Regions from separate parts of the Homo sapiens genome. Here region 2 is linked to region 1. A link is a loop called in an ENCODE intact Hi-C map of the cell type or tissue named here. Cell type or tissue: dorsolateral prefrontal cortex. All regions are shown on one strand. Each heading gives the region's core, and the rest is flanking DNA. Links, peaks and the distances in the headings are about the cores only. Region 1 overlaps SLC13A3 (solute carrier family 13 member 3). Region 2 has its middle 43 kb from the start of SLC2A10.

Region 1 (5,373 bases), core at 233-5,232:
TTGCATTTCCCTGCAAATTATAAACACATAGGTTTGGGTATCTCTTCATAATCCTGTTGGCCATGTAGATATCTCTTTTCAGGATGACATTTCGTACCTTTTGTCCACTTTTTTCTTGGGGGCTATGGTAAATGGCTTCCAAACACGGCAGCCCACTGTCCCTGGTGGATGCCGCCCCTACCATCAAGGGCTGGAGTCTATTTCCTTCCCCTTGAACCAGGCCAGTCCTGTGGGCTACTTTGACCAATAGAATTTGGCAGAATTGACGTTCTTAGACTTCCACATCCTGCCCTTAGAGGCCTTTTAGCTTCGGTTTTTGTTGCTCTTGAAGGCCACTATCATGTAAAGAGGTCAAGGATAGACTCCTGGAGAAGCTACGTGAAGAGAGACCCTGAAGTGTCAGCGGCCATTGCAGACCTTCCAGCCCTAGCAAAACTCCCAGCTCACGGGGCAGAGACAATGCCATCCCTGCAGAGCTCTGTCCAAATGCAGAAACGTGAGCCGAGAAATTGCTGTTTCAAAGTTCTAAGTTTGAGGATGGCTTGTTATGTGGCCACAGGTAACAAAAACAAGGTTTGGTTTGGTTTTGTTTGTCTTGTCTTTTCTGAGTTGGGGTGCTTCTCATATCTTCTGGACATGAGCCCTTGGTGTATTCCAATGACTCTGTACCAGCCCTGCCATCTCCTTGTTCCTATGCTGCCATGAGCGTACCGTAATGGTGCTGCCGCCTTCTGCCTGCAGATCTTTTTCACTAAGAATGGCAAAGCCCTTCAGGCTTCAAGGACTGAGTAACATCCGGTCAGAGCAAGCTAGAATGCCTTCTCAGGAAAGCTGCAGAGACACCTGGTAACCAGCCAGAAGAGGCAGACTCTAGATTTCCAAATGCCACAAAGTTCCAGCTCAGAGCACCCAACTAAGTGAAGCAATCTGCTCATCTGAAACTCTGCACTTGCAGTCCCCTTGCCTGGAATGTTCTCCCCAGAGACTCCCCATCGCTCCCACCTTCTCCCTTCCTCCCACATTGCCATGAGCATCTGGCTGACTCCTTCAGGTCTCAATCTAGTGCCACCTGCTCAGAGAAGTCCTCTCCGTCCACCCTGGCTAAAGTAGCCTCTGAGTCAGTTTAACATCTTGGTCATTTTCTTCTTAGCCGGCATCATGACACATGACTTGTTTATGTTTCTATTGCCTGTCTCCCCTGCCAGCTTGTAAGTTCCATGTGGGCGGGACAATGAACCAGAACATGACAGGTTCCCAATAAATGTTTATTGAATGAATAAATGGAAGAAGGAGTGAACAAAGTAATGAACAAAACAGACCCCAGATCAGAGGAAGAGATGGCTTTCTTGTTAATTCTGGAGCAGATTCAAGCAGCAAATATTTACTGAACACTTGCTATGTGCTGGAAATTGTTCTAGGAACTGGAGTTACAGCAGTAAAAAAAATAACATTTGTATTTTCATAAATTTATATTCTAGAGGGAGAAGAAGATAATAAGAAAATAAGTTATACAGTGTCCTATTAAGGAGAAATTATAGCAGAGTAAGGGGGTGGAGAGTAATGAGGGTGACATTTTAGACAGGAGGTCAGGGAAGCCTCTCAGGGAAGGTGACACCTGAGCAGGGACTTGAATAAAGTGAGTCGGGGAACCAGACATATACTTGGGAGAGAGTGTTCTAGGCAGAGGGAACAGCACATGCGAAGGCCCTGAGGCAGAGTATGTAGCTGGAGAGGGGAGGGAAGAGCAGTAGAAAATCAGAGAGGTCAACTCTGTGGAATCCCCAGCCCAGGAATTTGGGGCTTTGAAGCTCTCTTATGTTCAGAAAGGCAAATCATCTCCAGGTCCAAAGTTGATTAACATTCTTTATTTCACAGTATTTTTGATCAGAAGTCTTAGAAATCATGATTCATCTGGTTACAAATCCCATGAGTTTCTCTTTGAATGAACCTCTTGCTTCCAGTCCCATACAACGCATCTCCCACCAGCCCCAGTGGGTTGTAACTGTGATTCAACACTGAGTGCTCACTTGGAAAGGAGGTGGAGCTCAACTTCCAACTCAGAGGGCCTCTCCCACTGCTCTCAGGGAAATGCCCATGATTCACTTATGCTGTATCAACAACAAGTGCAGCTGGGCGCTGCCTTCCCAGCTGGCCAAGCGCTCCTAGGGGAATCTCCACCCTCAGAGGCTTAGGAAAGGGAAGTGTGACGAGTCAGGGCCCCTGGGCTGGTGTCTTTTCCAATACTGGGCTAATGCTGGGCCATTCCATTCAGCAGACACTTCCTGAGGGCCTGAGCTCTTCACTGGGATGCCAGAATGCTTCTGCTTGGAACAAAGAGGGATTAACCCTTGAAGGCAGACACCACTTCCAGCCTCGGGCTCACGGGGACGTCTCAGTTTTACCCATATGCAGAAGGGGACAATCTTTTGCTTGCCTGAGACATTTTACCCTGGCCTTTTACAAGGCCCCAATTTATCTTTTGACTTTTCTCTCACCCCTGACAAATGGGGCCTTTGATAATTAAACATGCTTACCACTTAAGGTGGGGCATGGAGAGATCAAGGCCACCTGCTGGGACAAGCAGCAACTGACCGCCTTGCAGCCACAGAGGCCTATGGGGGCCACATGTAGGAGAGTCCTGGCTGGAGGGGTCATGAGTCACCCCATGGGAGGGCAGGACCCAGGCCTGGCCTGACCCCAGAATTATGGCCAAACTGACCCAGATGAAACAGGAGAATCCTAAATCTCTTGGGTCGAGATGTCAGCTGCGGTTTCTAGAACTTCCCCTGGTATGCTCAGGAGCCCAGAGAAACAGCAAAGAGGCTTTGCACAGTCTCATGTCCTTGGAAAGCTATCTGTCCCTTTCCCTGTCTCCAAGGATTAAAAAAGAATCTCTGACTGCTGGTTATCGGCAGGGGTAAAACAACTGGTGCAGAATGGGCACCAACTAAGCAAAATCACACACTGGTTGTGAACAGCTGGAACAACTGGGTTGGAACATTGCAGCCCAGGAAAGTGATCTTTAAAGACAAGGTGGTCTCTTCAGTGTAATCGAAAGTAATCACTGGGGGATAATGTTAGCTGTGCCCATGGGAATGAATGGCCTCCTATCCCAACTGTACGAGACAAACACCATGCCAGATTTGCTCACTGTTGATGACACTGGGCTGTCTTGTATCCTAATGATAAAACAGCTAACTGATAAAGGAGCTTATTTCTCAGGCAGCAGATCTGAGAGATACCTGGGCTTTGAACTGCATGAAAGAGAGAGAAAGTATCCTAGATAATGGCTCATGGACTTGAGTGGGCCACTGGAGGTCACCCTTGCTTGCTGCATATTGGATTACAGAAAAGAATTATTTGATTGTTTTGTAGTGTCCTAGCAGCAGGTGATGGTGACAGCCCTTTGAGAGGGTTCAGCCTCAAGGGAGTCCTCCAGGGGGACTCAGAGGGTCCGAAATGTGTCATTGGCCAAGGTGGGTGGCAATGCTGTGACATTGACCGAGTACATATCAGCCCAGTCCGGGAAGGTGCCCAGCTGGAAGATGGTCTGTGCCCAGGTATTCATAGCCAAACTGAGCAGCAGGACACCCATCAGGTTCATCAGGAGGCCTGTCCGCACCTGAAATAGAGCCCAGACAGAGGGAGGGGTCAGCACCTGACCCACCATACAGATGGAAACATTCAGACTCAGAGACAGGAAGTCACTCACCCAAGATCGCACAGCCAGGAAGTGATGGAGCCAGGACACAGACCCAGGTCGGTAAATGCCTGGGACCCTTCAATCTTTACACTACCCTAGGCTGTCACTCAAAGAGCTGCAAGTGTCCCCATTCATTGATGGCCTCTAGGTTCCAGGCACTGTGTGCTACGCAGTTGTCACAGGGTTATGCTGTTTAACCCAGAAAGCAACCTTACAAAGGTCATTCTTATTAATCCCCATTTTATAGAAGAGAAAAATGAGACCTAGAGAAGTTGACTTGTCCAAGGTCACCTAACTTGAAAATAATCTTGTCTGATCACTAAACACCCCCATCCCACACACATATACACACACGCATGCACACACACACGCATGCATGTAGGAACACACATATGTACACATAGGTACACACACACACTTCAGGTCCAGTCCAGTCAGGTAGTCCTAGTCAAGACTACCCTTGTCCATTGGGAAGCATTTTTCTTCTGTCGGTGGAGAATGTGCCCATCTGCTCCCTACCCTGGCTGGCCTCTTGGACCATTCAGTCCACCTTGGGCTGAAAATCCTTGTTTTCCCACCTGGGTCTTCTGGCTGCCCCGCCTTCACATAGCCCAGGCTGAATCACATGGTGAGACAGTTACTTCCTTTCTAATTCTCTTTCTGTCTATTCCTCCCAGAGAAAGTCTCTCTTAGGGGTGTGATAGGAAAATAAATCTTGGGGCCCCCAAATTACTAAGCTAAAGAGAAAAGTCAAACTGGGAACTACTTAGGGCCAACCTGTCTCCCATTCTATTCAGTCATCCCTCTGCTCACTGAGTTGAATGCATATCTGATTGCCTTCTTTGGAAAGGCTCATCAGAGACTCAAAATAATGCAACCATTTGTCTCTTATATACCTATGACCTGGTAGCCCCCTGCCCTCTTTGAGTTGTCCCGCCTTTCCGGACCAAACCAATGTTCATCTTACATATGTTGATTGATGTCTCATGCCTCCCTAAAATGTATAAAATCAAGCTGTGCTCCACCCACCTTGGGTGCATGTCGTCAGGACCTCCTGAAGCTGTGTCACAGGCGTATGTCCTTAACTTAGGCAAAATAAACTTCCTAAATTTACTGAGACCTGTCTCAGATTTTTGGGGTTCACAGGGGCCACCATGGCTTCAGCACTTCTCTGCTCCTGTCAGTTGCCCTTTTAACAAGGAGAGGCCCAGAACCTTCTCCAGGCAGCTGCTATCAGGGAGAGCTTAATTCTTTTGTTTTTGCCGCTTTGCATTTATTTTTAGGTTTACTGGCCATGGCATATATTAATAATACCGGTTTTCCATTGATGGATGCACTGGAAACATTTCTTCTGGAATATTCTTATTCAAGTTTTTTTTTGTTTTTTTTTTTTAATGTCAAGCTGATTTAGTAAAGGTGTTAAATAAATATTACCACGGACGGGTGGGGGACATACTGCGTGTGCTGTCCTGCCTCTCTTCTAAGGGCACAGAGGTGGAAGCCCTGGCACCTTCGGAGGATTAGAGGGAGTCGGGCCGACATGTTGGGGAAACTGGGGGAGGATTGGGTCTCCCTTTGCCAGGGCTCAAAATTCCTGCTGGTCCCATGTTAGCTACTTCATTAACACCTAACTCATTACTCTCAGGAGCGAACCTGCAGGTGGGCCATCC
Region 2 (5,373 bases), core at 240-5,239, 190 kb after region 1:
TGACCCATGTCTTCCGATCTGAACAGCATTTAAAACTTTCTCCCATTGTAGCACCTATGGCCATACTAACTTGTCTGATCCTATTGTGGGTGAATTTTTGAAGACAATTATAAACCAGCCCACATGTCAGTACCTGAGATTTCTAGCCTTCCAGTGTCATCCATTCTAAAACCCGATTTGAAGATGCAATGTAGGAAACCAAGAACTACCACCACCACACCCTGTCATCGCTGTACCTTTGAGGTCATTTACTCAGCTTTCATGTCTGGTATGTTGAAAGAGTGGAAGTTGGGAGTTAGAGGGGTGCAAGTAGCAACTTGATTTTCCCTCTCACTGCCCATTCAAACACAACTGGTGGGATAGTTCTTTACTTTCCCCGAATGATCCATTGGGCCGATCCTTTAGCCCTTCTCCTCACCCTTAGATCATGACCAATAACAATATGGTGATGATTATAAAAATAAAATGTCTCCAAGTCACTTCTGAGTGTAGCAACAGTCTAAATGAAGTCATTAGAATGTCGAGTCATGTCAAAACTCCAAACTTCATTCATATTAAACCTCTTTCCTCCTCCACTCTCATTTCTTCTCCTCCCCAGCCCCCTTGGGCTCTGAAGAGGTGAGGAGCAGGGATGTTTTACTTGGCTGGTGTTGTGATGATGTGATCTTGTGCTTTCTGGACTTAGAGGGCCAATTCCTTCTTTCCTTAGCTTGTGTGTCCCAGGGGAGGGATGGCGGTTCTTGGCAATTCTCCCACTGGCAACCTCCAAATTTGCTTCCTGGGAGGCAGGCAATGTGTCTCCTCTGGCAGGCCACTCTTGAGTGTGCCTGCAGGTCCTGGGCATCCTGTGGTCCAGCAGCCCCATTTGGGCGCCTCACATTTTCAGGCAGTCCTGCACTGGGAATCCCAAATAACCCCAGGCCAGCTGCCTCTGGAGGTTCAGAACCTGCTGGAAGAAACTTACACCTTTGGCCTTCTCTAAAGTCATCATTCCTGATGCAGTAATCCATTTTCCTGCAGAGGCTGAGCGGCCATGGTCCCTAACTTCTACCCATTTCCAGGCATGGGTTTGGCACTAGTCTGTCCAGAAGACACAGGGCAAGCTCTTTCGGTGGTTTCCCCACATCTCTCTGACTCGGCGTTCGGTGAAGAGTTGGAACGGCTTTTTCTCCAGCATAACGTTGGAGGTGCTAATGGCAAGGAAATGCCACAGGACGCCAAGTATCAATAGTTTCTCCAAAGACGTGTCTCCAAACCTGTATTAGTCCCTTCGTTCTCGCACTGCTAAAAAAAATACCTGAGACTGGGTAATTTACAAAGAAAAGAGGTTTAACTGGCCCACAGTTCTGCAGGCTATACAGGAAGCATGGCTGAGGAGGCCTCAGGAAACTTACACTCACGGAGCAAGGCAAAGGGAAAGAAGGAATGTGTTCACATGGCTGGGGCAGGAGGAAGAGAGAGAGGTGGGAGGCACTACACACTTCTTTTTTTTTTTTTTTTTTTTTTTTTTGAGATGGAGTCTTGCTCTGTCGCCAGGCTGGAGTGCAGTGGCACGATCTCGGCTCACTGCAACCTCCGCCTCCCAGGTTCAAGCTATTCTCCTGCCTCAGCCTCCCAAGCAGCTGAGACTACAGGCACACGCCACCACGCCCAGCTAATTTTTATATTTTTAGTAGAGACGGGGTTTCACCATGTTGGCCAGGATGGTCTCTATCTCCTGATCTCATGATCTGCCCGCCTTGGCCTCCCAAAGTGCTGGGATTACAGGCGTGAGCCACCGCACCCGGCCAGCACTACACACTTCTAAGCAATCAGATCTGATGAGAACTCACTCACTATCACGAGAACAGCAAGGGGAAATTCGCCCCCATGATCCAATCACCTCCCACCAGTCCCTCCTCCAACACTGGGGATTACCATTTGACATGAGATTTGGGTGGGGACACAAATCCAAACCATATCAAAACCAGTCCTCTCTTTCAGCTTCTCCAACCTCCTTGAGCACTGGGGTAAGGATCACAAACCAATTTTTTTACCATTGCTTTTTGCAATTCCTGCAGAGGTGGAGGGAAGGGTGCTTGCTACCCACTGGGTTACTCCTGGCGTTTGGAGCTTCAGCCAAACGGAAGACAGAAAGAGTCCCATCCACACGCCACGGCTCTCATTTATCCCTTCAACAGGCGCCTGGATCCTCCGGTTCCACTTCTCAGGGTGTTCTGCCTTGCAGCTCTGGCAGCTGTTGTCTCCAGCCTGCATCAACTCAAATATGGAAAACATCCACGTTTTCTTTTCATTTTCTTGCCGCTTTCTAACAGTATCACTCATACATTTCAGAGAGTCCCATAGACTTTCCGTAAGGGGTGGAGTCACAGAAGCGGGCATCTGTTGCTTGGACGCCATCCACTTCCATTCGCCTCTAAGCTGATAGCTCTTACGGATCTGCTCCTCAGGGACCCCACCCATCTCCTAGTTAACCAATAAGAGCACCCCACCCCCACCATCCCAGCAACAATGATTGGTTCAGGAATGAGGGCGTGGCCAAAGCTAAGCCAACCAAAGCCAGTGATACTGGATTCTGGGACTAATTTTTAAATTTCTTAAGAAAAACTCTTCGTACTGGATTGCTGAGAGAATGGGATGTAAGGTCTGAACTCATGTCTGCCTTCATGCTACCAGCAAAGAGAACCTTGAAACCAAGTGCCCTGTATCCAGTAGGTGCTTAATAGTAGTTTATCGAGTGAAGGAAATAATGGGGAAAACATCTGCCAATGCAAGTAGTGCCAGTGCAATGATTCAAAGTGGTACTAAGTGCCCCCTGGAGAGGGCTGCATACACATGCAATTCCAAGTCTAAGAATGTATCTCACAGATACATTTGCACATGGACCCATATCAGTGTTACGGTGAAAGGTTGGACAGGTTATGCACTGCCCAACATTAGTGTGCACCATTCACATCAGGCGGGACAGAGTGGGAGAAGATAACTTTGCTGTAAACCTTTGTGCCCTGTGTGATTTTTTTTTTACCATGATCATATATAGTTTCTTCAGAAGAAAAATTTTTATATCAAAGCCGAAACTGTGCATTTACATTTCTTTATACATTGCTTGGCACATCAGTGCTCAATATGTATCAGCTGTATCAGCAGCCATCATTATTGTTATTTTTTAAGCTGTTTTGAAAACCTTACGGTGTTATTACACCATGGAGACACACGAGGGCGCGCCAGGCATCTATTTAAAAAGTGTTTTCATAGCAGTTCGTGGAGGCTGTAATTTTGAGTGTGTACAGGAGATGGGGGAAAAAGTCTTGGGGGTCCCGTGTGGGTGACAAGGGCAAGTCTTAGTTCCAACTTGGTCCAGTCTGCCAGCCTTGTCAATGAAATACCAGGACTCCCTTCCTGAGTGCTCCATAGTGGAATCAGGGTGAGCGTCCACTCTTTGCAAGTCCTTAGAGGAGAGAGCTGGCTGAGCCGGAGGACTGGCCCGGGGAGCCCCTGCTGCACCCGGACCTGTGTTCTCATCTGTGCAGCAGAAACAATCAAACCCACCTGCAGGGCTATCGTGAGATTAAGCAGGGTCTCTCAGAGATCAAAAGAAGCCCGAACTACTTTCTAGAGTGAAGAACTGGAAAGAAGAGAGAGAGAGAAGGAAAAGAAAGCCTCAAACAATCACCAAGATTGAAGTCACTCTCACAAGGTTAAATTTTACAACTCACCCCTCTGCCTCATATACACGGCAACCTAACAGTGCCAGGCAGAGATGGTGGGATTTATTTTAAAACAGTAACTTATATGGTCTGATAGAAGGACCCAAGCTTGGCCGGGCGCGGTGGCTCACGCCTGTATTCCCAGCACTTTGGGAGGCTGAGGCGGGTGGATCACGAGGTCAGGAGTTTGAGACCAGCCTGGCCAACATGGTGAAACCCCGTCTCTACTAAAAATACACAAATTAGCCGGGCGTGGCGGCGCGCGCCTGTAATCCCAGCTACTCAGGAGGCTGAGGCAGGAGAATTGCTTGAACCCTGGAGGCGGAAGCTGCAGTGAGCGGAGATAGCACCACTGCACTCCAGCCTGGGTGACAGAGCGAGACTCCGTGTCAAAAAAAAAAAAAAAAAGAAAAGAAAAAGAAGGACCCAAGCTTAATAATTTCTTTCTGACCCCTTCTGCTATCAGTTCTGGCGGTGCTTCTCCGTGATTTGGGTATAAGCTTATTCGATAAGGTTATACATATACTCATAAGATAATACACAAAAGCATATGCAGAGGGCTGCGGCAGACAGATTGCTGGTCTACTGGAAAGCCAGCTCCCCTTCTTGGCTAAGAGAGTGCCCAATGTGTTCCATGCACGGCGGATGACAATGTGCCCAATGGAGAGATGCTTCAGCCCCAGCCCCAGGGCATCCATTGCGATTGGGCTAAGTCATTCCTTTCCGCCAGCAATTGCTTTATAGGCAGGCAGATGCCCTGGTTCTGGCCACAGAGACACAAGTGGATGTCTCCTGGGAGCTTCTGAAACAGAGTTTTTGTGTGTGTGTGATAAGATAGAGACACTTGAGAAACTTCTCTCCTGTTGGTCTTATCTTTGGATGTTGTCAGAACGTTTGGAGCTGCAGCAGCCATCTTGTGACCACAAGGGAAAGACCAAGGGAATTGTAGAGACCCCCATCTTTGTGTCTGACATAATCGAGTTGCCAAATTAACCAGCTCAATTGGTGGTTAATTCCATTAATCCTGGAATTATCAAATTCAAGATTTCTTTTTCTTTACTTTCTTTTTTTTTTTTTTTTTGAGATGGAGTCTTGCTCTGTCACCCAGGCTGGAGTGCAGTGGTGTAATCTCGGCTCACTGCAGCCTCTGCCTCCCTGGCCCAAGCGATTCTCCTGCCTCAGCCTCCTTAGTAGCTGGGATTACAGGCGCCCACCACCACGCCCAGTTAATTTTTGTATTTTTAGTAGAGACGGGGTTTCACCAGGTTGGCCAGGCTGGTCTCGAACTCCTGACCTCCAGGGATTCACTTGCCTCAGCCTCCCAAAGTGCTGGTTTTACAAGTGTGAGCTACGGCGCCCAGCCCAAATTCAGGACTTCTGATTATATGACATACTTTCTAGGAAACTTGCAGTTTCACCTCTTTTAGATGACAGATTACTTGCAGTCAAAGCCCATGCAAACAACACAGGCACATGTCAAATGCCCCCTTGGGTGGAACGCAGGAATTTGCATTTCTAACAAGCTCAGGGGGCCACAGTTTGAGTATCATTGAGCCCAGCCATTTCTTGGTCTAGAGTAGGAGCCTGCAGAAGGGACAGAGCTCAGGGGTTAGGCAGACCTGTTTCCAGTTTCATCTGCATCCCACACTGGCTGGGTGACTTTGCA

The links. Peaks named below come from ENCODE experiments on the same cell type or tissue, not always from the same donor. Only the 100,000 strongest peaks of a DNase experiment are listed, where the experiment ranks them.
Region 2: a loop joins it to region 1, with 4 times the contacts of the local background. A loop is called at or near these places in 2 of 110 quality-filtered maps.

The regions. Positions count from the first base shown.
Region 1 is chr20:46,556,577-46,561,949 of GRCh38, forward strand. It overlaps SLC13A3 (solute carrier family 13 member 3), which reads right to left. Exons shown (of 13, transcript NM_022829.6): 13 at 1,252-3,622. The coding sequence ends at 3,446. Among named protein-coding and RNA genes, the nearest start is that of OCSTAMP, 8.6 kb to the left of the region's middle. In dorsolateral prefrontal cortex, for the core only: a CTCF peak has its summit at 3,307 (motif pointing right); DNase peaks (open chromatin) are centred at 2,121 and 3,325; H3K4me3 peaks cover 77 bases; H3K27ac peaks cover 3,703 bases.
Region 2 is chr20:46,749,607-46,754,979 of GRCh38, forward strand. No RefSeq gene overlaps it. Among named protein-coding and RNA genes, the nearest start is that of SLC2A10, 43 kb to the left of the region's middle. In dorsolateral prefrontal cortex, for the core only: CTCF peaks have their summits at 3,210 and 3,410; a DNase peak (open chromatin) is centred at 3,235; H3K4me3 peaks cover 867 bases.